Regions from separate parts of the Homo sapiens genome. Here region 2 is linked to region 1. The links are chromatin contacts, found by Hi-C in ENCODE. All regions are on one chromosome and are shown on one strand. Each heading gives the region's core, a stretch centred on a gene start or an enhancer-like site at or near the end of the contact. The rest is flanking DNA. Distances are from core to core; before and after follow the strand shown. Region 1 overlaps LOC101929129 (a long non-coding RNA gene). Region 2 overlaps LOC107984781 (a long non-coding RNA gene).

Region 1 (4,311 bases), core at 546-3,045:
GGAGCTGAGGTTGGGGAGATTAAGTATCTTGGTCAAAGTCACAGAGATGGCAAGTTGCATGGCAAGATTTCAAACTCAAGCATTTGGACCTCAAAGTCAGAGCTCTTTCCACTATACCTCATCATGTCAGAGCTGCAGAGCATCTAGACTTGGGTATGGGGCACAGAGCTTTGATTCTAGCTCTGCCCCCACTTCTGTAGCACCTCGAGACACTCCCTTGTTCTCTCTAAGCTTCTGTTGTCTCATATGCAATAGGAACATTACATGCACCTAATCCAGGCTCAATCAAGGTGAATGCAAACATGTTGCTCCCCGAGCTGTAGAGAGGAAAGACAACTGGTATTTTGGGAGGGTGATTTTGACAGCATCTTTCAAAATTTTGGATGTGTGTGTTCTTTTATCTGGCAGTTCTACTTCCAGGAATTCATGTTAAAGAAACATATTCACATGTGAGTAAGAATGCATGTAAAAAGATGTTTATTTCAGCATTGTTTATAATAGCAAAAAAAATGGAAATAATATAAAGGCCCAAAGAAATTATGCATATCCATGATACAAAATGCTATTTATCATTGAAAAGGATCTACTGATGCAAAAATGTCCAAGATATATTACTTCAAAATAATAAAGTAGATTTATATATGATGGCACAGGAAGATCACAGGAAAGTATTTTAAGTGAAAAAAATAAATTTTAAGATGATCAATAAACCTACATATGCTTATTTATGTTTATACGTAGAGAAAAAATCATTTGGAAGGAAACACATCAAACTATTCACAATGGCTTCCTCTAGCAGCAATAAGAAGATGATGACTTCATTTTTTGTTTGTTTATATTTACTTTCTACATTTCTATATTGTTGAAAATGTTCACAAGTATGTATTCCATTTGTAATGCAAAGAAAGAGCAGAATTCTAGTGCTGTAAGAAACTTTGAAGATCACCACGGCCCAGAGAGAGAAGCCAATTTCTCGCTGTCATGCGGCCGGCCATTGGCTATCAGGCTGAAACCCTCTTGATGCCCAGTCCAGGCCGGCTTCAGCATCAGGGCAAGCTCTTTGGAAATCACAGAAGCCACAGAAGGCTGAGGAATTGATGATCTAACACAAAGGAAACTGCACCAGTCAGAGAGCAGAGATCAGCATGTGGGCCTGGCTCGGCCACCTACCTGCTGGGCTGGGCTTGAAGCAGGGGAGAGGCCTTTTCCAGCCCTTGTAGTACCCAAAGGAATGCCACCCTGAGGTCTCAGGTCAGGCCTCTGCTTAGCACGTGACCATCATGCTCCCCAGCAAGTCCCCCTCATTCCCCTCTGGCCCTGCCTTTACTATCCTCCCTGAGTGCCATGGACACAGCAGATGCACAATACAGGCAGCCTTGAATTCTACCAGGGAGGCTAGGAATGGCTGGGTGGCCTGTGGTCATGACCTGCCAGCAACTGGGTTGGAAGAGAGGACTTCTGAGCCCTGCAACTGACGCCATAGGGGCATGACTTTGCATTATCTGGAGCCAGTTTTTCCCTCCAGAAAATGGGCATAAGGGTGACCCATTCAAGCCATCATAAATAATGTACCACTTATAAAGCCAACCTCTCTAACTGTCCTGGGCTCATGTGACATTTTATCAAGAGCCCATCATGTCCTCAGTGTGTGTGGGTCCCAGAGGGGCAATCTCACTCCCCTCCCCTTCCAGTCACCCCTTACTGTCTCCTCCTAGAGCTGTGACCACCTGGGAAAACAGGACATGAATGCATGAAGCCACGGTGAGTCAGCAGATGGCGTGTCGTTCTGTCTGAGCATGGCAGGAGGTCAGAGAAGGGAAAGCCCCGAAGATGCCATTATGCAGAGCCCTGGCCTCCACCTCCCAGCAAGAGCTGGACCCAGCCTGCAAGCATGGCCAGCATGATTTCTGACGAAGCTCCCAACAGATGTGGCTTTCCAGATTCAGGTCTTTGCATTAGGGAAGAGGTGGGGAGGTATGTGAAGCAGTAAACAGAGATGCCGAAAGTTCTAAGTGCATAAAGTAAATATAAAGTAAATGTATATTTGGGAGAAAAGGTGAAATAGCTCTCTGAGTTTTCCTCTGATATGAAGCCTTTGCTTGAATCTTTAGACATGGTCTTTGTGTTTCACGTCCCGTGTTCTCAGAAGGACTTGGTGCTGTGTTTCTGTTGACATTCTTGCCCTGCCCCCACGATAGGGAGCTGGACAACCCATGTGACCTTGTTACACCAAGTAGGGTCTGTGGACCAGCAGCATCGGCATCTCCTGGGACCTTGTCAGAAACAGAGAATCTCAGACCCCACCCAGACCTACTGAATTTGAATTTGCATTTTTGCAAGGTCTCCAGGTGTTTCCGGCGCACAGTCATACTTGAGAAGCCGCCTGGCTCCAGGACGCAGGTTTCCCCTGGGGGTGTGCACTCATGCAATGGCAGGCATGTACCCTGACTTTAGGTGGTACAAGAGTGAACATTTACTATTTTCATGGGTTTTAACTTCAATGTCCCTTTATAGCAAATGGTGCATCATGTACAGAAATGGTAAGTTGACATAAATGGTGTATTTTAAAAGTGAGTCAATTCAAAGAAAACATTCCCTGACTAATAGTCTGGGGTGCTGAGAAATGACACCTTCAAAGGTGGGACAAGAATGGCTATTTCCAGAAGTGATGATCCAGTTTAGGCCCCTCAAGGAGGTAGGAATGAAGGGGCTGCTGCAGAGAGATGGGGGCTTGTCCAAGGCCAACAGTGGGAGTGTGGTGACGGAAGCGGACTGGAACTCAGCCCTGTCCAGGTCAGCAGCGCCCCTTCCTCCCTCTGCCCTGGTTGCACAGCTCGGCCTGAGGCTGGCTCTGCAGCCAGGGTGACGTCAGGAACTGGGACATCTGCAGGTGATACCATGCATATGCACAGAGTGCATGGCTGTTACTACAAACAAAGAGAATGTGTAGTCAGTGGAGCCCAAGGCTGAGCCATTTGGAGATGAACTGTCTCCCCTCCACCCAGGAACAACAGGGCACCCAACTCTTCATTCATGAATAAACATTGTAAGCTGCTCTGTGCAGGCTGAGAAGCCTAATGTTTTCTAGGTTTTCTAGATATGTTGGTGAGGTTTTGCAAACAGGAAATCTGAAGTTAGAAAGGAATTGGTCATTTACCTTCCCAGCCATCTCATGGACTTTGCTCAAATCTCTCAGATGGAGTCATTCACACACACACATACACACACACAAGCAACTTCACGATATGTTTAGGTTTTCTCTAAAGTTTTCTCAGCTGTGTTTGTACTCCCTGAGGTTTAGGGCTGTCGGTATCTGTTTTTTCACTTCTTCTACAGCACAGAATTGAGTAGTAAATTCTCTAGTCTCCTGTCCCCTTCCCATTGTCTTTTGCCTAGCTCCTTATCCTGGCATTCAAGGCTGCCATCGCTATGGCCTCAGTCTAACTTTCCAGGCTGTTTCCCATTGGTATCCTCTGCACACGATGTTCCAACCAAAATATGCCATGAGCCACATATATGAAGTTCAAGACCAGCCTGGGCAACAGGGCGAGACCCAGTCTCTATTAAAAAATAAAAATAAAAAAAGAGTAAACCACATGTGGTCAAACCATGCCCATGCTCTGCAACCTTCACACCTACTAGCTTTCCACAAAAGCTGTGCCTTTGCCTAGAATTTCCCTCCACCCTTGAAATTCTTCTCCCTTAGGGCCCAGCTTAAATGCCCTCTCCTCCAGGAAGCCTCTGAATTGTCCCCAAGCCCTTGAAACTCCCATAGTCCTCTATTGCTACCTCATTGTGACATTTAGAACAGGTCTTGAGTTTCAGCCTCCACAGCTGTAGGGGAGTGTTCCCTTTTCTCTGTGTTCCAGGCTGCCCAGCCCAGGCCTGGCTCATAGAAATCCCACCAGGTAAAATACTTTGGCCCTAGGTAAGTCCTGGGTTTGATTCCCAGCTTTGTTGGGACTACTAGTCAGGGTTGATGCTGGGTAAATTACCTAACCTATCTACTCAGCTATAAAATAGAAATATGAATCATGCCTTCATGGAGAAGGCATGATAGTAAAATGAGGCAGCGGGTACAATGTGCTTAACATTCTGCTTGGCACCTATTAAGTGTTTAATATATCATAGCTCTTATTCGTGTTATTGATAATAATAAAAGCAAACATTAAATGGATTGAAAGATAAAGTCATAAAATCTAGAACTGGATGGCCTCTGCAGGTGTCTGGGCCACTGGCCCATCCTGCCCACCTGCCCACAGGCCCCTTTGCCCTGCTGTGCCTCCCTCACATTCTGGCCCCAAAATGGTT
Region 2 (4,311 bases), core at 883-3,382, 550 kb after region 1:
ACAATATCCCTACAGAATGTAGGTCTTTCTGTTATTATCAGTCCTACTCTGGCTTGAACTGCTTAGCGTGGTGGAGGAAAGACATGTTTATGTTCTGTATTCGTCTCCCAGGTTGGAGTCAGAACCCTTACTTTATGTTAAGGCCATGTCTCCTTTCCATTTCTGGCTCCCTGGGGCCGAGGTCTCTGCCTTCCCCTTAATGAAGTCCATATAGCATCCAGATCTCCCCAGATGGGGACCTGCCTGGAACTGGCATCAGGCCAGGGCACATGCAGGAGTGCAGAGGAACATCCCTTGGGGGAAAATCCGCCTCTCCCTGTGCCACCCACACTTTGCAAATCACCCAAATAACTCTCTGCCCAGGAGCCACGTCTTTGCTGGGGGAAGGGCAGCTTAAATTGGTAGCTTCCGCACATAACAAGCTCAAGACCAGACAAAGCCTGCCGAACAGCCCCCGGGGGAACCAGTGGTTTTATGAGCCCATCATATTTACTATTATCCAATGAGTCATCGGCTGCGTGCTTTCATTTTGAGGCTGCAGGACGAATAGGCTCTCATCAGAGCCACTCTTAATCCATTATTTATGCCCGCTCTTTGTCCTCTCAATTGTACCTTTGCAGACAGGAGCTTCAGTCCACATCTACCAGCAGCATTTGCCAGACTAATGCACATCCTTAGTTCCAAAGTCTGTGGTGTTTAAAAATAGCAAACGAGGCAAACACTCTGATTATGAAATTTCTAGCTGATATTTCCCTTGCCTTTCATTAGGGAGAAAGCTAGCATTAAGTGAACCCACAAGTCCAACGGGTAGAAATAAGGAATACTGTGTTTTTGACTTCTGCTCAGATCCGTTTCCCAGGAAGCTTATGTGGGTCTTGGAACAACGGGGATCAACAATGTGAATATGTCTATTGTGCCTGCAGATCCCATTGCTAATGCCCGGGAAGGACAAGTAATTAGTTTATGAGTAAATTGTCCTCAAGTTTGCATTTCTAGTACAAGAACTAGTCACTAAGCTTTGAGAATTGACCTACGCATTTCATGCCATGGGAAAGAAAACATAAGGTTTGTGATTTAAAGTCACTCATTACTTTCTACAATGATGGATAAGCAGAGGACAATTCCCTTGGTAGCTAATTGTCCTACTGCTGCTTGTATCACTGCTCAGAAGGATGTGTTACCTGGGCTAGGCAGAAATCCAGCACCCTCATGGAGGCAACCCTGGAAACCCCTTGTGGGGTGCTCTATGCATGTCTGGGTGGGTATCGGGTGATGGATGGGACTGTGAGGGATGGGCAAAAACCAGGAAAGAATAACAGGGATAGAGCAGCAGATGGTGAAACAGAAGCACATGCTAGGCCCACTTGGATTCTCCCTGGAGTTTGAATCTGCAGCAGAGTGGCAAAAAGACAAAATGGTCGACACTCATTAGCCCTGGCAGTAGGAGCAGCAATGGCAACCCCTTAAGAACCTGTCCTTTCAGGCCAGGCGTGGTGCCTCACACCTGTAATCCCAGCAGTGTTTTTGTTTGTTTGTTTGTTTGTTTGTTTGAGATGGAGTCTTGCTCTGTCGCCCAGGCTGGAGTGCAGCGGAGCAATCTCAGCTCACTGCAAGCTCCGCTTCCTGGGTTCATGCCATTCTCCTACCTCAGCCTCCTGAGCACTTTGGGAGGCCGAGGCAAGCGGATCACTTGAGGCCAAGAGATTGAGACCAGCCTGGCCAACATGGCAAAGCTCCCCATCTCTACTAAAAATACAAAAATTAGCCAGGCATGGTGGCGTACACCTGTAATCCCAGCTACTCAGGAGGCTGAGGCATGAGAATTGCTTGAACCCGGGAGATGGAGGTTGCAGTGAGCTGAGATCACGCCACTGCATTTCAGCCTGAGTGACAGAGCGAGACTGTCTCAAAAAAAACAAAAAAACGAAAAAACAGTTCTTTTATCAATAGCTCCTGTTTCTGAGCCCCACACCCCACCCTGTTTGTGATCCCAATTCTAATTGCTCTGAGTTGGTTCTCTGCCCTCCATTCAGTTCCATGGGCTCTGCTACATGCTTCCAATAAACTCCTTAACGCCTACATTAGCCACAGGACTTCCTGTTGCTTACACTCAAAGCACTCTAGCAGATAAGAGCTGGAAAGTGAAAGCAAAACAGGAACATAACCCAAGATCAAAGGCCCAGTCGCCCAGAAGAAGGCTTGAATCAGAGAGGCAGGCACTGACCCAGGGCACAGGGTGCATGAAGCCGGGGGTGAGCGCCCAAAGGACAGGAGTGCATGCCTTGGAGCTCAGATGTCACCCTATCAGGCAGGTGACATTGTTGTTGACATCTTAGATCAGTGGAAGTCAACCGTGAGGCACCCCAACCTTGGTTCTTAATGGTGTCAGATACAATATGACAGGCCAGGTCTTAATCCGCCAAGTGTTTATTTTAATTTTGACCAATATGAGAGGTAATTTTGGAAGGTAAATAGGCATTTTTTTTTTTTTTTGGCCTAGGATGACTTGAATGTCACTGTAAGAAAGCAGGGCACTGGGTTAGAATTATATATTCATTCATTAAACAAACATTTATTGAGCTCCTCTTCTGTGCAAATATCTGCTCTGGGCGCTGGGGAGACCAAAGTGACTAAGTCATAGGCTCTGCTTCTGAGCATGAGGAGGGACGGCGGCCAGCACACAGCATGCCCCAGCAGTGCATGGTAAGGACCCAGAGACTGGAACACATGGAGTTCAGATGCAGAGAAACCTCTTTGAGCTGACAGGGTCAGGAAGGTGATGTGGGGCCAGCATTCAAGGTGCTCCTTGAGGGAAAGAGAAGGTTTCACTGACAGCAATTCCAGATGCAGAGGAGAAAAAGAAAAATGGCAAGTGGTCTGAATTGGCTGGCATGCCTCCAGGCCCAGGCAGGATGAGGAGGTAGGCTGACGTCAGATTGTGGAAGATCAGGCTGAGAAGTCTGCATTTTACCTGTAGTCAATGGAGAGCCAGTAACAATTTGGAGCTGGAGAGGGACATCATCAAAGCAGCAAACTGCAGAGAATCTTGTCAACAATCTGCTTAGCAGATTGGGGAGGGGAGAGTCTGAGCAAAGTTCAAGCTACTTGGAGGCTACTGCAATAGTCCAAGCAGGACCCTTCCCCTAAAGTGAACAACAGGAAGATGGAGATGAAAAACCCTGACGTGAGAGCTTGGCATTGAAAACTAGATGGGCATGGTAGGAGGGGGCAAGCCAGGGGGCCTCAGGGTTTAGACTAGAACGGTTTCTCAGTTCCATTCGAATAACACACATTTTCCTGGCACCTCCTATGTGCACAGCATGTGTTAGCAGGTGGTGAGATGGCAAGGAAAATACTGGAAGGCCCAGGTCCTTATAAAAGGCCAGGGCTTTTCTAAAATGTGCTCCATGCATCCACATCTCACCTTCATCATTAGTGAGTGGACACTGCACCTCTCAATTTCCCCACTGCCAGGTTACCTGAGTGGAGGCTTGGAGGCAAGAGAAGAGAATTGCAACCCAGAGGAAAAACTACAACTCTTGTTAGCAGTGGCTACTCCTTAGGCCTAGGGGTATAAACCCAACTCCCAGCCAAGGCCTTCATCTGGCTAGTTTATGCCCTGCCTTCTAGACTGCCTCTGACTCTTACCCCGGATTAACTTCACCCCAAAACAATTGACAAGGCCAGCCTCTATTTGTTTCAGAGCCACAGCTATACTCTGCAGAGTTTTAGCCCAGACAAAACACTCAGAAGAGTGCACTGTGCATTGTCCCAAATCCCTTCCACATGGCATCTCTCACAAGAGGCTGGCAGCACAGGCAAGGCAGAGCTGTGCCAAGCCAGGCCATGCCTCTCCATCACTTCCAGCACGAAGGGCCAAAGCCCAGCCCACACGCCACTCCTACTTTGGTGAGGTCTTCACCTCACATCTCCTGGGAACAAAAGTGCAGACAAGAACAGACACACACAGATACAGACACACAGACACACACACACACAGACATACACTGACACACACAGACACACACGGGCACACAACACACAGACACATGACACACACACACGGACATAGACACAGCCACATAGACACACACAAACACACTCACAGTCACATAAACACACACTCACAGACACACAGATACACAACACACACAGACACACACACGGACACACAGACACACACAGCCACATACACAGACACACACAGACACTCAGACACAAACACACAAACACACTCACACATGGAGACACACACTCACACACACATGCTCCATACATACACCCAAACACCATCAAACATGTCCCTAAGAT

Evidence for each region. Hi-C counts contacts between places; a loop is a spot of excess contacts on that map. Pooled maps may share reads with other maps.
Region 2: a pooled map shows a loop between it and region 1 (4-fold over the local background). The contact joins two enhancer-like sites. A Hi-C loop is called at or near these places in 2 of 37 single-sample maps with no recorded cell type and 2 of 50 pooled maps.

Annotation. Positions count from the first base shown.
Region 1 is chr15:69,977,661-69,981,971 of GRCh38, forward strand. All of the region lies in intron 2 of LOC101929129 (a long non-coding RNA gene), which reads right to left. Among named protein-coding and RNA genes, the nearest start is that of MIR629, 100 kb to the right of the region's middle. RefSeq lists enhancers at 1,705-1,764, 2,595-2,654. Within about 2 kb of position 1,796, at least 3 of the 41 ENCODE cell types and tissues checked have a DNase peak (open chromatin) inside an H3K27ac peak, as active enhancers do.
Region 2 is chr15:70,526,264-70,530,574 of GRCh38, forward strand. LOC107984781 (a long non-coding RNA gene) reads right to left here. Exons shown (of 2, transcript XR_007064698.1): 2 at 2,410-2,971. Among named protein-coding and RNA genes, the nearest start is that of LINC02205, 22 kb to the left of the region's middle. RefSeq lists an enhancer at 2,195-2,244. Within about 2 kb of position 2,133, at least 7 of the 41 ENCODE cell types and tissues checked have a DNase peak (open chromatin) inside an H3K27ac peak, as active enhancers do.